Linked DNA regions of Homo sapiens: region 1 is linked to region 2. A link is an interaction called in ENCODE POLR2A ChIA-PET data of the cell type or tissue named here. Cell type or tissue: Panc1. All regions are shown on one strand. Links, peaks and the distances in the headings refer to the core of each region. The heading gives the core; the rest is flanking DNA.

Region 1 (8,331 bases), core at 307-8,306, 690 kb after region 2:
CCCAGGCTGGAGTGCAGTGGCAAGATCACAGTTCACTGCAACCTCGACTTCACGGGCTCAAGTGAGCCTTCCATGGCATGTGCCACCATGTCTGGCTAACTTTTTGTAAAGACGGGGTCTCTCTAAGTTGCCTAAGCTGGTCTCAAAACTCTTAGACTCAAGGGATCTGCCTGCCTTGGCCTCCCAAAGTGCTGGGATAACAGGTGTGAGCCACTGGGCCTGGCCCAACAGAAACCTTTTCTTTTTTTCTTTTGAGACAGAGTCTCAACTCTGGAGTCTCACTCTGTTGCCCAGGCTAGAGTGCAGTGGTGCAATCTTGGCTCACTGCAATCTCCACCTCCCAGGTTCAAGTGATTCTTCTGCCTCAGCCTCCTGAATAGCTGAGATTACAGGCGTGTGCCACCACACCCGGCTAATTTCTGTATTTTTAGTAGATGGGGTTTCGCCATGTTGGCTGTGCCGGTCTCGAACTCCTGACCTCAGGTGATCCACCCGCCTTGGCCTCCCAAAGTATTGGGATTACAGGCGTGAGCCACCGTGCCTGGCTTGAAACTTTTTTTGAGACAGAGTCTCGCTCTGTCGCCCAGGCTGGAGTGCAGTGGCGCGATCTCAGCTCACTGAAAGCTCCGCCTCCTGAGTTCACACCATTCTCCTGCCTCAGCCAAGTAGCTGGGACTAACAGGCGCCTGCCACCACACTCAGCTAATTTTTGTATTTTTGGTAGAGACGGGGGTTTCACCGTGTTAGCCAGGATGGTCTCGATCTCCTGACCTCATGATTGGCCTGTCTCGGCCTCCCAGAGTGCTGGGATTATAGGCGTGAGCCACTGTGCTTGGCCTGAAACGTTTTCAATTAGCAATAATTGTACATTGGACAAACCTCATTGGCTATGATACTGCCACTGCACAAAACTTAAAAAAAATTTTTTTTTTTGAGACGGAGTCTTGCTCTGTCGCCCAGGCTGCAGTGCAGTGGCAAGATCTCGGCTTACTACAAGCTCCGCCTCCGGGGTTCACGCCATTCTCCTGCCTCAGCCTCCAGAGTAGCTGAGACTACAGGCGCCCGACAGCACGCCCGGCTAATTTTTGTCATATTTTTTAGTAGAGACGGGGTTTCACCATGTTAGCCAGGATGGTCTTGATCTCCTGACCTCGTGATCCGCCCACCTCGGCCTCCCAAAGTGCAGGGATTACAGGCGTGAGCCACCGCGCCCAGCCAAAATTTAATTTTTAATTAAACAATTAATATATGAATATTTTCCTTGGAAAAAAGGAAAATATAGATGACACAAAAGTTCCTATGATTACCACTTCCAATCTCACTCCCCTAATTCTTTTCTGGAAGTGACCACAATTCTTTTTTTTTTTTTTTGAGACAGAGTCTTGCTCTGGTGCCAGGCTGGAGTGCAGTGGTGCGATCTCAGCTCACTGAAACCTCCGCCTCTTAGGTTCAAGCGATTCTTGTGCCTCAGCCTCCCGAGTAGCTGGGATTAAGGCACACGCCACCACACCCAGCTAATTTTTGTATTTTTAGTAGAGATGGGGTTTCACCATGTTGGCCAGGATGGTTTCGATCTCCTGACCTCGTGATCCACCGGCCTCAGCTTCCCAAAGTGTTGGGATTACAGGCGTGAGTCAACGTGCCTGGATGTAACAGTTCTCAGTTTAGCAGTTATCCTTCCAGTTCTTTTTCAATTGATCTGTGCTTTTTAACCCATAAAAATAGGATAGATAGTAGTATCTGTCTCACAGGAAAAGAACAGAAGTGAAATGCAAAGTGGGTAATGTTTTCCTTTTTCTCGTTCCTAAGAGCTGAGACCTACTGCAGAAACACAGCTGTACAGTACATTCAAGCTGAAGAAAAGAAAATCTTTTTTATTTCCAAGGGTGGAATTATCTGCCCTTGGTATTATCTAATACCTTGTATTTTAAAATATAAGTTTTTTGTTTTCCAAAAAACTCAACAGACATCACACACAGATTTTACAGTAGGTACAAGCTCTAGCCTGGCACACAACACAGCCAGCGTCTTGGACAGGGGTCTGCCAGAGGAGGGTAGCAAAAGCCAAAAGCCCAGAAAGTATTCTGCTTCCTTTGTCCTCTTCCATTTTAGCCAGGCAAGGAGCATTCTGTGTCTTATATCTTCTTTTCCCTGTGGCGTTCATTTCCAATTGCAGAAAGGAGGTCATATGACCAGATTCTTTCCTTAAACAGCTTTCCAGCTGAGTACAACAAAGACAAAACAAAGCAACCCTGCTCCTCCACAATTCTGCTCTTCCATCACTCTACATGGCAGGAGAAACTCCCACAATAGCTTTTTCCTACTGTCAGAGAGGAAGCATAAACCAAGATTTCCAAAGGCACCACTGGTTGGTTCCCAGGTGCCCTAGAGTAGGATTTTTATTTTATTTTACTTTATTATTTTTTTTTTGAGATGAGGTCTTATTATGTTGCCCAGGCTGGTCTTGAACTCCTGGTCTCAACAAATCCTCCTGCCTCAGCCTCTGAGTAGCTGGGATTATAGGCACTCGCCTCCACACCTGGCTCTAGGATTTTATTTTAGCATAAAACCAAATTCCACTTTGCTAGCCATGATACAAGTTTCTTTTTGAGACGGAGTCTCATTCTGTCGCCCAGGCTGGAGTGCAGTGGCATGATCTCGGCTCACTGCAACCTCTGCCTCCCGGGATCGAGCAATTCTCCTGCCTCAGCCTCCCGAATAGCTGGGATTACAGGCGCCCACCACCACGCTAGACTGATTTTTGTATATTTTAGTATAGACAGGGTTTCACCATGTTGGTCAGGCTGGTCTCGAACTCCTGACCTCAAGTAATTCACCTGCCTCAGCCTCCCAAAGTGCTGGGATTACAGGCGTGAGCCACCCTGCCCGGCCCCTCTTTTTGTATATCTAATTTAATTCTAACAAAAACATATAAGGTTTTTAGTTTAGTTTTTGAGACAGGCTGTTGCCCAGGCTGGAGTGCAGTGGTGTAGATATGGCTCACTGCAGCCTTGACCTCCTGGGCTCAAGGGATCCTCCTGCTTCAGCCTCTGGTACAGCTGGGACCACAGTGCGTGCCACCACACCTGGCTAATTTTTAAGGTTTTTTTGTAGAGATGGGGCCTTACTCTGTAGCCTAGGCTGGTCTCAAACTTCTGGGCTCAAGTGATCCTCCCATCTTGGCCTCCCAAAATGCTGGGATTGTGGGCATAAGGCACCACGCCCAGCCCAGCCCATATAAGGTTTTTTTTGTTTGTTTGTTTGGTTTTTTTGTTTTTTTTTTTTTAAAGACAGAGTTTTGCTCTGTTGCCCAAGCTGGGGTGCAGTGGCACGATCTCAGCTCACTACAACCTCTGCCTCCTGGGTTCAAGCGATTCTCCTGCCTCAGCGTCTCGAGTAGCTGAGATTACAGGTGTGCACCACCACGCCCAGCTAATTTTTGTATTTTTAGTAGAGACAGGTTTTCACCACATTGGCCAGGCTGGTCCTGAACTCCTGACCTCAAGTGATCCACCTGTCTTGGCCTCCCAAAGTGCTGGGATTACATGCTTGAGCCACTGCACCTGGCCCCATATAGAGTTTTTATTGTCATTATTCCCATATTACAGATGAAGGGACTAAGGCTCAAAGGGTAAATAAGTCTGTTCTTAAATAGTGACTTCCTGAGACACAGGAGATGTTTAAGAACAGTACTGGTAGGTGGGAAGTGGCATTTTGGAGCAGGAGTGAGAAGCATGAAAATGTAGCAAGAATAGAAAAGGGTGGGAAAACAGCAAATTAAGAGGAAGAAAAATGCAGGTCCTAGCAAGAATTGCTACTCACCACTGCCAGAGTCTGGGCCATGTTCTAGGTGTGTATTTAAACAAATCTCCATAGCAACCATCTGGTTTCTGTTTTTCTATGACAACACGGGCTTGCATTTCTAAATACAAGCACTGGTGAGGACAAGTGTGGGCTGGGGAAGGGAAGTGGGACCGCTGAGTCAAGGGGAAATTGCGCAAAAAAGGCAAAGGTTCTCTTGGTATGCCCTCATCTATCCCCTCCCAGCACACCCTCAAGGAAGGGGTCTTTCCTTGACTCACAGCAGTCATTGTTAAGAGCTGAGCCTTGTATGCACTTTGTCTTTTGTTTTGGAGACAGAGTCTGGCTCTGTCACCCAGGCTGGAGTGCGGTGGTGTAATCTTTGCTTACTTAAACCTCTTCCTCCGAAGTTCAAGCAATTCTCTTGCCTCAGCCTCCCGAGTAGCTGGGACTACAGGCGCCTGCCACCACTCAGTTAATTTTTAATTTTTTTGTAGAGACAAGGTCTCACTACATCGCCCAGCCTGGTCTCAAACTCCTGGGCTGAAGAATTCCTCGTGCCTCGGCCTCTCAAAATGCTGGCATTACAGGTGTGAGCCACTGTGGCCAGCCCATGATATCTTATTTTTACCAATTATGTAAATTCCTATCTAATTAGGGTATACCCTTGGTGCAAGAGGGGGAAGGGTAGATGCTTTTGCTTCTCATTTTCAACCCAGGTGGCACTTTTGGAGATACTGAGGGTAGAGAGAGGTTGGAGGATCTCATCTGATAAAGGTGTGGTAGCCCCAGAAAGAAAGGTGAGAAAAAGGCAGCTAGGCATGGAGATGCAGGAATAAGAATAGATACTGCCATGAGGACTAAGTGGGCCCAGACCTGAGTTAAAACAGCCCCCCATCCCCGCTTTTTTTTTTTTTTTTTTTGAAATGGAGCCTCTCTCTGTCACGCAGGCTGGAGTGCAGTGGCGCGATCTCGGCTCACTGCAAGCTCCACCTCCCGGGGTTCATGCCATTCTCCTGCCTCAGCCTCCCGAGTAGCTGGGACTACAGACGCATGCCACCATGCCCAGCTAATTTTTGTATTTTTAGTAGAGATGGGGTTTCACTGTGTTAACCAGGATGGTCTCGATCTCCTGACCTCGTGATCCTCCCGCCTCGGCCTCCCAAAGTGCTGGGATTACAACAAGAGCCCCTTTCTTAAGCATAGTGATTCTCAACCAGGCAACCAGGCAACTCCAGGGGGCATTTGGCAATGTCTGGGGACTTTTCTGATTATTCTGACTAAGCAACTAATGGGTAGAGGACAAAGATGCTGTTAAACATCCTGAAATGCACAGGACAGTCCCTGCAACAAAGAATTACTTGGCCCAAAATGTCAGCAGTTCCAAGATTGAAAAACCTGAGTAAAGAGATGCTGGTCCTACAGGAAACGTCTCCTTTGTCCATTGCAGGAGCACCAGTGTGACAGATAAAACCATTTGAGGGGGGCCGGGCATGGTGGCTCACGCCTGTAATCCCAACACTTTGGGAGGCCAAGGTGGGTGGATCACCTGAGATCAGGAGTTCGAGACCAGCCTGGCCAACATGATGAAACCCCATCTCTACTAAAAATACAAAAAATTAGCTGGGTGTGATGGCTACCTGGGAGGCTGCGGCAGGAGAATCGCTTGAATCTAGGAGGTGGAGGTTGCAGTGAGCCGAGATTGCGCCATTGCTCTCCAGCCTGGGAAACAAGAGCAACACTCTGTCTAAAACAAACAAACAAAAAACTATTTGAGGGGGATATACCAGAGATGCCTGCTTGTTCCCCTGGGCCCTGAGTCCCTCTCAGACTTTCAGACCAAGTATTTTTAGTTTACTTCTGACAAAAATAAATTCAAGCCAGAATCCAAATTTGCTGTGAAATCAGCTGGTTCTAGAGAATAGGGTATTTTCCTATACCCTTCTTGGTATAGGCAAAACTGCCCCACAGAGGCTGTGCAATCAGGCAAAGGCATGCTCCTCTTGGCCTTAGTTTCACCATTTGTAAAACGAGTACACTGAACTCAATGATCTCGAATGTCCCTTTAGTTCCAAAACTCTGTACTTTTGGACATTTAAGAAATATCCTGGGCTGTACAGTTTGGGTCTGTAAAAAAGGAAATGACTCAAATGCAATAGAGGAAGCCTAAGGATGACTCAGACTTCCCTAATCATAAACGACACTTCAGACATGGACCTTAACGTCAAACCAGGATTCATGATCACTAAATGACTTTCCTTTTGTACGTGTGAGCAGGTGGCGTTCACCAGGGGTGAGACTTTATTGACAGTAAGTTGCCTCTGCCAAAAAACGCCCTCATATGTCTGCTGATGTTTGAATTTCTCCTATGCAGAGTTTTGTCTCCAGTTAAAAATGTAAATACTGTTGTTTCTTGTTGGAGCTCAGAGGAAAAAAAGATAACTACTCTAGGATATGTATCAATTTGATGCTACTTTATTTTATTTATTGAGACAGGGTCTTGCTCTGTTGCCCAGGCTGGAGTGCAGCAGTGCAATCACAGCTCACTGCAGCCTCAACCTCCTGTGCCCAATCGATGCTCCCACCTCAGCCTGCCATTGCTGGAACTACAGGCACATGACAACACGCCTGGCTATTTTTTTTTAATTTTTCAGACAGGGTCTCCTTACATTGCCCAGGCTGGTCTCAAACTCCTGTACTCAAGTGATCCTCCCCCTTCAGCCTCCCAAAGTGATGGCATTACAGATGTGAGCCACCTCACCCCAGCAAGTTGATTTTTAACAAAAGATAACAGCAAAACCCCAGATAAATTAGCAAACTACCTTCACAGCTCGATGTGAGAACTCTCTTAGTTTTATTTATTTATACACAGAGTCTCATTCTGTTGCCCAGGCTGGAGTGCAGTGGTGCAAACACAGCTCACTGCAGCCTTCACCTTCTGGACTCAGGCTATCCTCCAGCCTCAGCCTCCCACGTAGCTGGGGCCACAGGTGCATGCCATCATGCATGGCTAATTTTTTAATTTTTTTGTAGAGATGGGGGTCTCATTTTGTTGCCCAGGGTGGTCTCGAACTCCTGGGCACAAGCCATCTTCCCCTCCCAAAGTGCTGGGATTACAGGCATGAGCCACCACCTGGCTCCAATCTAAAATTTTATATTCTTGCTACAATGTTTTGAACTTCCAGGTTAATCATTTCTGCTTCTAAATCATCTGCTCTTTGACCTTATAAAGAGTTCTCTTAAAAATAAATAAATAATAGAGAAAGAAACAAAGAATTCTCTTGACCAGAGGTTTTTTTTTTTTTTTTTTTTTTTTTTTTTTTTTTTGAGACAGGGTTTTGCTCGTTGCCCAGGCTGGAGTGCAATGGCGCAATCTTGCCTCACTGCAACCTCTGCCTCCCGGGTTCAAGAGATTCTCCTGCCTCAGCCTCCCTGGTAGCTGGGATTACAGGCGCACGCCACCACACCCAGCTAATTTTTTGTATTTTTAGTAGAGACGGAGTTTCACTATGTTGGCCAGGCTGGTCTCAAACTCCTGACCTGACCTCATGATCCACCCACCCCAGCCTCCCAAAGTGCTAGGATTACAGGTGTGGGCCACCGCGCCTGGCTTGACCAGTTTATCACAACTTCCTTAGCCTATTTTCTTATCTAGCTATAATCAGAGAGATTCTTTAATCTTTCACCAGCACTTTCATCCCCTTGCTTCCTTCTTAGTATACTTTATCTGTCTACAAATCCTGACTCAGGATCTAAACAATAATGTCGTCCCTGCTCTTGTACCCAGGGAGCTAGGTGCTTCTAGAGAAAATAGCACAAAGATATGGATTGGTACCATTACATGTTCATGGTACCAATCTGTTAGAACCTCAACATTGCTTGCTTCCTAACCACCCCTCCCCACCTTTTTTAAGAGATGGGGTTTGGTTATGTTGCCCAGGCTGGAGTGCAGTGGCTAGTCACAAGCACGATAATTGTGCACTGCAGTCTCGTCCTGGGCTCGAGATCTTCCTACCTCACCGTCCCAAGTAGCTGGGACTATAGGCGTGTGCCACCATGCCTGGCTTTTATTTTTTGTACAGATGAGTTCTTACCATGTTGTCCAGGCTGGTCTGGAACTCCTGGACTCAAGCAATCCTCCTGCCTCAGCCTCCCAAACTGTCGGGATTATAGGCGCCTGAGTCATTGGGCTCCGCCCCTCCTCTCTTCTATGTCCTTTTATGGCTATACTTTTTACACTCCCACCTCTCTAACATCCTACTTTACAAGTCTGACTAAAGCTGTCAGACAACGACTCCTATAAATTACTTAGCCCCAGTCAAAAACAATCAGCTGGGAGTTTACTGTTATATTTTCGCCTTGAGTCTCCAGCAGGATGAGGCATATATAGTCCTACTTGAGACCACTTTCTCACTCAGTTGGCTTCCCAAGTAGACTAACCCCACCACCTAGTAGAGTGGCTGGCACACGGTAAGTGCTCAGCAAACGTCTGCAGAAGTAGACCATGTAACTAAACCACATCCACCTGTG
Region 2 (8,331 bases), core at 235-8,234:
CACAAGAACAGCTGGAAATGGCACCCAGCCCTTCCCAGGCCCTTCCTAGTAAAAGATAGAAGGAACTAAAGAAAAAAACAGTGATGTTAGGAAGACAAGTGGGAAGACAGGGAGATGGGGAATGTGGCAGCCCCTTCCTTAGCACCCCAGTCTCAGTATGGCAGGACCCAATAATTTCAGGGGCTTTTGCTGCCTTCAAAACACCTCCCTTGCCTTCTCCACTGCTCTCAAACTCCTTTTTCACAACAGTCTCCCAAATCCAGAGTGCTCCTATTCCAAGTTTACCTGGACATTTTAGAGAAAGCAGAGATAACAAGGTGTGGTTTCTATCCTGAACTGCCAGAGTCAGAGACCCCTGGATTCCTTCCATCTCTTTCCTCACAAAACAGTCCAGGTTACTTATTTACAGTGGACACCTCCTCATCCTGTCCATTCAGTTGGTGGTAGCAGAAGTACTGGGGAAGTTGAGGGATTTTTACAGACCTGACCAACCGGACAGTTCCCCTTCCATTAATTTGCTCCAATGACTCAAAAAGGATCCTCTCAATACCCTTCTCCATTTTCTCTTACTCTCCTCTACCTCCCTCCCCTCCCCTCCACACACTTGTACTTCCCGGGCAGGAAGAAGTAAATTGTTTCAGCTTTTCCCTTCATCTTTCCTTTGCTCTTGCATCAATAACCTGGACTCAGAGATCCAAGACATGCCACTTGGTGACACTTGATGACCATCCCTGCCGAAGGAGTGAGAGGGAATATGGTGATTTGGGGAAATACATCCTGAATGTGTCTATGCCAGATAAGGTCAGGACCTTCCAGACAGCACTGACCTGGGCTTGGACCTGGGTTCTCACTGCTAACAAGCTGTCAACTCTTGGTCAAGTTCTCCACATCTGTGAACTTCAGGTTTCTCATCTGGAAAAGGGGGGCTTGGACTAGATACTGCATCAGGTCCCTCTCAGATCTAATAGCGTGTGATTCTGCCTTACTAAATGTGGAGGCTTCAGAATGCTGATATATATACATGGAGAAGGCTGACAGGCTATGTCCGAAGAGACCACACAGGTAACATTTGCCAGGTTGAATTTACCTCTGACAGGGACACGGGCCTGGGCTTTGCAGACTCCAAAGCTGGATCTTGGAAATAATCATTCATGCCAACAAAGTTCACAATCTTCTGAAATATAAAGCCATAATACATAAATATTAATTTATCATAAATATTTAACTGTCACTCAGACTGAAAACTCATATCTACATGTCTAGTACATTCTCTCCCTGAAGCCAAATCAGAATCATAATGTCAATGTATAAATGCACAATGACATTACTGGAGGATTTGTATCTTTAATGGCATCTGGCCATCTGCAATAAGCAGCCATGCCAATGGGTCCAGAAAACTCTTCTTGGCAACAATCTTCTACCCCCACCTCTTTGCTATTGGCAGCCTTGCCAGCACTCCTGGACTACTCTGAATGTGACGGCTTTCCAGGATGGTGCTTGGACTGGCCTCAGGGACTCTCCCTTTACTAGACTTTCATTGCTGACCCGTCTTCAGGTTAACACACATTCTTTTTCTTTTTTTTTTTTTTTTTGAGACAGAGTCTCACTCTGTCGCCCAGGCTGGAGTGCAGTGGCGCAATCTCAGCTCACTGTAACCTCCACCTCCGGTGTTCAAGTGATTCTCCTGCCTCAGCCTTCCCAGTAGCTGGGACTACAGGCACGAGCCACCACACCCAGTTAACTTTTTTTTTTTTTTTTGAGACAGAGTCTTGCTCCGTCGCCCAGGCTGGAGTGCAGTGGCACAATCTCGGCTCACTGCAAGCTCCGCCTCCCGGGTTCATGCCATTCTCCTGCCTCAGCCTCCCGAGTAGCTGGGACTACAGGTGCCCGCCACCACACCCGGCTAATTTTTTGTATTTTTAGGAGAGACGGGGTTTCACTGTGTTAGCCAGGATGGTCTCGATCTCCTGACCTTGTGATCCGCCCGCCTCAGCCTCCCAAAGTGCTGGGATTACAGGCGTGAGCCACTGCGCCTGGCTAACTTTTGTATTGTTAATGGAGACAGGGTTTCACCGTGTTGGCCAGGCTGCTCTCGAACTCCGGACCTCAAGTGATCCACTCACCTCTGCCTCCCAAAGTGCTGGGATTACAGGCGTGAGCCACCGCACCCAGCCAAATATGTTAACATTTTCAATTAGGTTATAGCCAAGTCCAGCAGGAGAGCATTTGGCCAGCAGGGAGCCATTTCTTCCCTTTAAGGTGACTTTGCCTACTCTCCACTGATACCTTATTTGCTAAAATAGAAATCTTGCATACTTTTAGAGTGAAAACTTATACCATCAGTCCTCCATATCCATGGGTTTGGCATCCATGGATTCAACCAACTGTGGATGGAAAATGTAGTTAGGCCTATGATGGTTGCATTTGTACTGAACATGTATAGACATTCTCCTCTTGACATTTATTTCCTAAACAATACAGTATAACAACTACTTGCATAGTATTTACACTGCATTAGGTGTCACAAGTAATCTAGAGATGATTTAAAACACACTGGAGGATGTGCCTAGGTTATATGCAAATGTGCCATTTTATATAAGAGATTTGAGCATTTGTGAATTTTGATTATCTGTGGAGGGTCCTGGAACCAATCCCTTGAGAATACACAAATGACTGTATATATTTTCAAGTTCTGAGGGAAGACCTCATCATTTTCCCCCAGGTGCCAGTGCCCTGTCCCACCAACCACTCCTTTGTAGTCCCCTTTGCTGGGGCCATTTAATTTTAGAGTTCCTATGGGCTCAGTCCCAGGGGCGGGAAGCCTTCTACTCTCTTCTTGCTCACCACAGGCAGTCCCGACTTTAATACTGCCTATATGCTGATGATTCCCATTTATATCTGCAGTCCAGACCTTCCCATCAAGCCCAGACTCAAAATCTCTGTCTATTCAATATCACCACACGAACATCTAATAAGCATATCAAACTGGGGCAGCTAGAATTTCCGAGCCAACAGCCTCCAGGCTGAAGCAGCTGCCTCCCCTTACCTCAATTTTGTTTCAAATGGTTCCCTGCCATGATGTGAAAAAGGGCTGAAAAATGGTTTTTGGGAGCTCCCTAACTGGCTCTGACCTCAGCCTGCCTCCAATCCCAAACAGCTCTAGTGCATTATACACCATGCTATTTATCAATCTGTTTCTCCTCAGAAACATCCCATCCACCTGGATTGAATTTCTCCTTGCCTGGGAAAGGTCTATCCTTCCTTGAAGATTAAATGCAGGTATCACCTTTTTCCCAGGAAGTTTTCCTGGACTTTTCTTTTTTTAAGGTGGGAGGTGGGGGACAGTTTCGCTCTTGTTGCCCAGGCTGGAGTGCAATGGCTTGATCTCGGCTCACTGCAACCTCCACCTACCAGATTTAAGCGATTCTCCTGTCTCAGCCTCCTGAGTAGCTGGGATTACAGGCGCCCACCACTGCACCTGGCTAATTTTTGGTATTTCTAGTAGAGACGGAGTTTCACCATGTTGCCCAGGCTGGTCTCGAACTCCTGACCTCAGGTGGTCTGCCCGCCTCAGCCTCCCAAAGTGCTGGGCTTACAGGCGTGAGCCACTGTGCCTGGCCGTTTTCCTGGACTTTCATGCCAGAATAGGTAACTTTCTTCCTGCTCTCAAAATATTTTGTTTCATTAACAATCTCTTATGTGTCAGTTTTGACAGCAGAACTGCCTTGCTTATCTTTGAATCCTCAGCTGCCACCAACAGACATCCTTTGCAGGTACCATAAAAATGTTAATGAGAATGATGGACGAGAACAAGGGGGCCATGCTCACTTCTTGCCTAGAATTTAGTAAAGTTCACAGTTACATAAGCCAGAGGGCACTTCAAGGAAGGGGTGACTTAACAGGATTAATGTGGCAAAGAACATGGGGGAGAAAAAGGCCATTGGATTTGGTCTACTGAAAAGTCTTTAAACTGAGATTTACACGTGATGAAAATCAAGTTTGGAAGGACTGAGAAATGAGAAAAAAAATTGAAATACAAACTCCTTATCTGAGATGACTGTTTACAGACATCTGTAGGAACAGAACAAAATGGAACACGTATGGAACATTTACTGTCTCCATTTACTCATTTTGTTTTGTAATTATGTAAGACATCTATATTGTTCCAAATGAAAAACACATTAACACAGTATACTCAGAGAATCCAGCTTCCCTCAATATCCACTCCCTCCCCAGTGTTATCAATTTCCATTAGTATTTGGTTTATCCTTTTTTTTTTTTTTTTTTTTTTGAGACAGAGTCTCGCTCTGTCGCCCAGGCTGGAGTGCAATGGCGTGATCTCGGCTCACTGCAGCCTCCGCCTCCCAGGTTCAAGTGATTCTCCTGCCTCAGCCTCCTGAGTAGCTGGTTTACCCATTTTTAAAAACGTTAATACATATATATATATATATGCTACCCTTAGAGAAGGTAGCACACTACACACATTATTTTCTTCACTTGGAGATCTCTCCACAGCAGTACGTAGAGATCTTCACTTGGAGATCCTTTTTAAAGCTTTTTTTACATTCCTTTTTACAGCTGCACAGTACTCTGCTGCATGAATTTATCAGTTTATTCAACCGTCCCTTTACTGATGGAGATGTGAGTTTCCAATCTACTGCCATTATAACAGTGCTGCAATGAATTGCATAGTGCATGTTACTTCATTTTTGCCAGACTATCTCCAGATACATCTGTTCACTTTAAAACAATAGTCCGGCTGGGTGAGGTGGCTCACGTCTGTAATCCCAGCACTTTGGGAGGCTGAGGCAGGGGTGATCGCTTGAGCCCAGGAGTTCAAAACCAGTCTGGGCAATATGCCGAAATCTCACCTCTACAAAAAATACAAAAATTAGCTGGGTGTGGTGGCACACACCTGTGGTCCCAGCTACTTGGGAGGCTGTGGTGGGAGAATCACCTGAGCCTGGGAGGTTGGGGCTGCAGTGAGCCATGATCGTGCCACTGCACCCCAGCCTAGGCAACAGAGCAAGACCGTGTCTCCAAATAAAAAAAAGAAACAAAAAAAATGACGATCCTATGCTATATATATTGGGTCCCTATCTTCCAAACTAGAAGATAAGCTCTACGTAAGGAAACAATTACTCTAGTGCACAGCAAAGCTCAGCAACTGCAACAGCACATTACAGAATAAGCCTTTAAAATGTGGAGTAAGCACCCTTGCTCCTACTCCTACCTTACCATTCTTTTCATGATACTGACATCTCTTCTTAAAAGAAAAAGAGAAAAGTTACTGTTGTCAAGGAAAACACCACAAATAAACAAGGAGTTTAGTTTTATTTTCTCTGTGCATTTGCAAAATACTCAGGACCAACATAAAAAAGAAATACCTCCTGTGGAAAAAGTTACATTAAAAAGGGGAATGGAGTGGGGGTGCTGAAAGGGATTAGTACCTTTGCCCCAAGGAGCTACAGCATCTCTGATTGGTCCAAGGAATAGAAAAGATATTGGGAAAATGTAACAGGAGGAAGGAAAATGTGAATTTACTGAGGGAGAGGGCCTCGAAGTGGGCCTCGAGGGGGAACTGGTGGCCGGGGAGTGGGTCTGGGTGGAGGGAGAGGCCCCCGCTGGTAGCCATAGGGTGGGGGTCGTGGAGGGCCAGTGTATCCATGGGGGGGCATCAGTGGAGGAGGTCCACGCATACCATGCGGAGGCATAGGACCTGGGTGACCTGCAAAGAGTAAAAGAAAAGTTAGTAAGGGCACGGGACAAGGGGTGTGCCTACAGGAAGCTGTAAGAACATGATAAGTGCAGATGAGGGAGGTGGCTAGAGCCGACTTACCCATGGGAGATCCGAATGGAGGCCCTCGGGGGGGCATGCCCATTGGAGGAGGTCCAGGATGAGGCATTCCAGGTGGTGGTCGGGGCGGTGGCTGGCCCCCAGAGCCTGGGGGTCCAGCGTGGGGATGTCCTAAGCCATGAGGGCCATGGTGTGCAAGCTGCATCTGAGACATCCCTATGAAAATAAAATAGACACAAGAAGAAAAGAGACAAAGAGAAGGAGGCAAAGAAAATAGAGAAAGGAAGAAAACAAAATTAGAAAGAAAGTGACATCAGAAAGAGAACTATATAGAAAAAAGGGTATAGAAAATAAGGCTGGCTGGGCACAGTGGCTCATGCCAATAATCCCAGCACTTTGGGAGGCCTAGGTGGATCACTTGAGCCCAGGAGTTCAAGAACAGCCTGGGCAACATAGTGAGACCCCAGCTCTATCAAAAAATACTTTTAATTAGCCAGGCATGGTGGTGTGTGCCTCTATTCCCAGCTACTCAGGAGGCTGAGGTGGGAGGATCACTTGGGCCTGGGACGTCAAGGCTACAGTGAGCCAAAACTACGCCACTGCACTCCAGCCTGGATGACAGAGTGAGACCCCATCACCAAAAAATAAAAATAAAAAAAGAAGGGTGGTAAAAAGTGCTCCCTATCCTTGACCCTATTCCAACAGCACAAACCAACCAATCAACCAATTACTCAATCAACTCCTTACCCTATTTGCTTGCTTCTTCCATGATTTAGGTACTGTAATAGTAATGATGAAGTATATAACAAGTGGAGTAATAACTCTGTTGATAGGATTTGAGAAAGTAGCAGAGGACATAACTGTCTAAGCAAAGATCTAATTCTAAAGGATGAATACTTCAGGAGGATAAGATCATGGGAAGAAAGCATCCAAGCAGAAAGATTACCATGTGCAAGTCACAGGTGTGGCAAACAGCACAGTATGTTCCAGGAAATGCCAGTTAACTCAGTAATCAGGAGCAAAATGCAGTTATAGAAATGAGGGGCAGGGGCCAGATCATAAAGAGCTGTGAATGCTATGGTAATGAGTTTGGGTTTTACTCTGTAGGTCAAAGGGAGCAACAGAGGAATTCTGAGCAAGTGTGTGCACATCTGTGTCTTAAAAGACCTACACTGTGAAAGTAGATCAAAGTTAGGGAAAACTGGAGTCAAAGTGGCAAGAGATTACTACAACAAATTAAGTGTAAAATAATGAGGCAATGAGAGACTGAACTAGGGCACTGGCCATGGGGAGAGATGCCACTGATACAAATAAGACTTGGTATTAAGAGTGGGGTGATAGGGAGCAGTCAAACATAGCTCTCAGATTCATGAATTAAGCACCTGAAAAAAAAGAACACTAGAAGAAGAATGGATTTGAAGGAGAGGGATAGAAAAATGACGCTATCTATTAAGCAGCAGCATCAAGGATCTGGAATATCAACAGCTACGGACTAGAGATACAGACCTAGGAGGCATCAGTATATACCCAATTAAAACTATAGATATATGCAGAAAAGAGAAACAAGCACAAAAATCTAGGCACAAGTAGACATGAGTCTATCACGGTAGCTGAGATTAAGAAGTCAGAGAGAGGGGTGGAGGATCTAGAAAAGCAAAAGCAAAAAGAGACAAGAATTTCAAACAGGAGGACACAACTAGTTTCAAGTATATCAGAGGTCAAACTAGATAAGGAGCAGAAGCGTCCCCGAGATTTGGCAATTAGGTCACCACTTTGAGGTGGAGTCAGAGAAGAGAATGGAACTAAAGATTAAAGAAATAAAAACTGGCAAGTAGAGTCTACTTGTCAGAAAAACTTAAGAAATGGATTCAGGGTGGTAGATGTTAGAGAGCATTTTGTATGTTTTTATAATAGAATGTCTGAAGGAAAGGAAAACTCTGAAACTGTTACTGTTGAGGAACAAAGGGCAGCAGGGTGAGTGGTAACAGAGATGCTCTACCAAGCTCTTCCCTCCCTTTCCCAACAAAGCACACCTACCTGGATGGGGCATCCCACCCGGTGGGAATGGGTGAGGATGTGAGTGTCCATGACCAGGATGTCCTGCCCCTGGGGTTCCTGCCGATGGGGGGCCATGTCCTGCAGCCCCAGGAGGCATAGGTGGTGGGGGCATGGCTGGGGGTATCCCAGGTGGGAGGGCTCCAGGAGGTGGCACTGGGGGTGGGAAGGAGCCAGGAGGAGGCATGCCTATAGAGGAAATGGAAAAAGGAAGAGTTAATGGTAGTGAGGAGAAAATGTCTTTAAAGAGCCTGTCCTGATCTGGCCTCTCCAGGCAGGGTGAGCTCTTTCCCCCTCCTCCCAGTGCTCTAAAATCAAAAGCAATGTTAGAAAAGTCAACCAACTTCACCCTCCTAAAGAAACCCAACAACTTTCTTCTTCACCACTACCATCACCCCTCAGTCCTCTTCCCATCAACTCACTGACTCAATGTCCCCTGTCCCCCTTTCAGACTTGTTTTCTTCTTCCTCCTGACCCTC

What was found. ChIA-PET counts read pairs that join two places held together with the same protein. Peaks named below come from ENCODE experiments on the same cell type or tissue, not always from the same donor. Only the 100,000 strongest peaks of a DNase experiment are listed, where the experiment ranks them.
Region 1: POLR2A ChIA-PET joins it to region 2 with 13 read pairs; 2 of 35 experiments call an interaction of 5 or more read pairs at or near these places.

Annotation. Positions count from the first base shown.
Region 1 is chr1:150,607,711-150,616,041 of GRCh38, forward strand. No RefSeq gene overlaps it. Among named protein-coding and RNA genes, the nearest start is that of ENSA, 18 kb to the right of the region's middle. RefSeq lists enhancers at 756-1,442, 3,783-4,077. In Panc1, for the core only: no CTCF peak of the experiment used is centred there; DNase peaks (open chromatin) are centred at 3,957 and 6,021; H3K27ac peaks cover 1,253 bases.
Region 2 is chr1:149,918,002-149,926,332 of GRCh38, forward strand. It overlaps SF3B4 (splicing factor 3b subunit 4), which reads right to left. Exons shown (of 6, transcript NM_005850.5): 4 at 7,835-8,041; 5 at 5,840-6,013; 6 at 5,316-5,728. The coding sequence ends at 5,541. Among named protein-coding and RNA genes, the nearest start is that of SV2A, 4.3 kb to the left of the region's middle. In Panc1, for the core only: no CTCF peak of the experiment used is centred there; no DNase peak of the experiment used is centred there; H3K4me3 peaks cover 505 bases.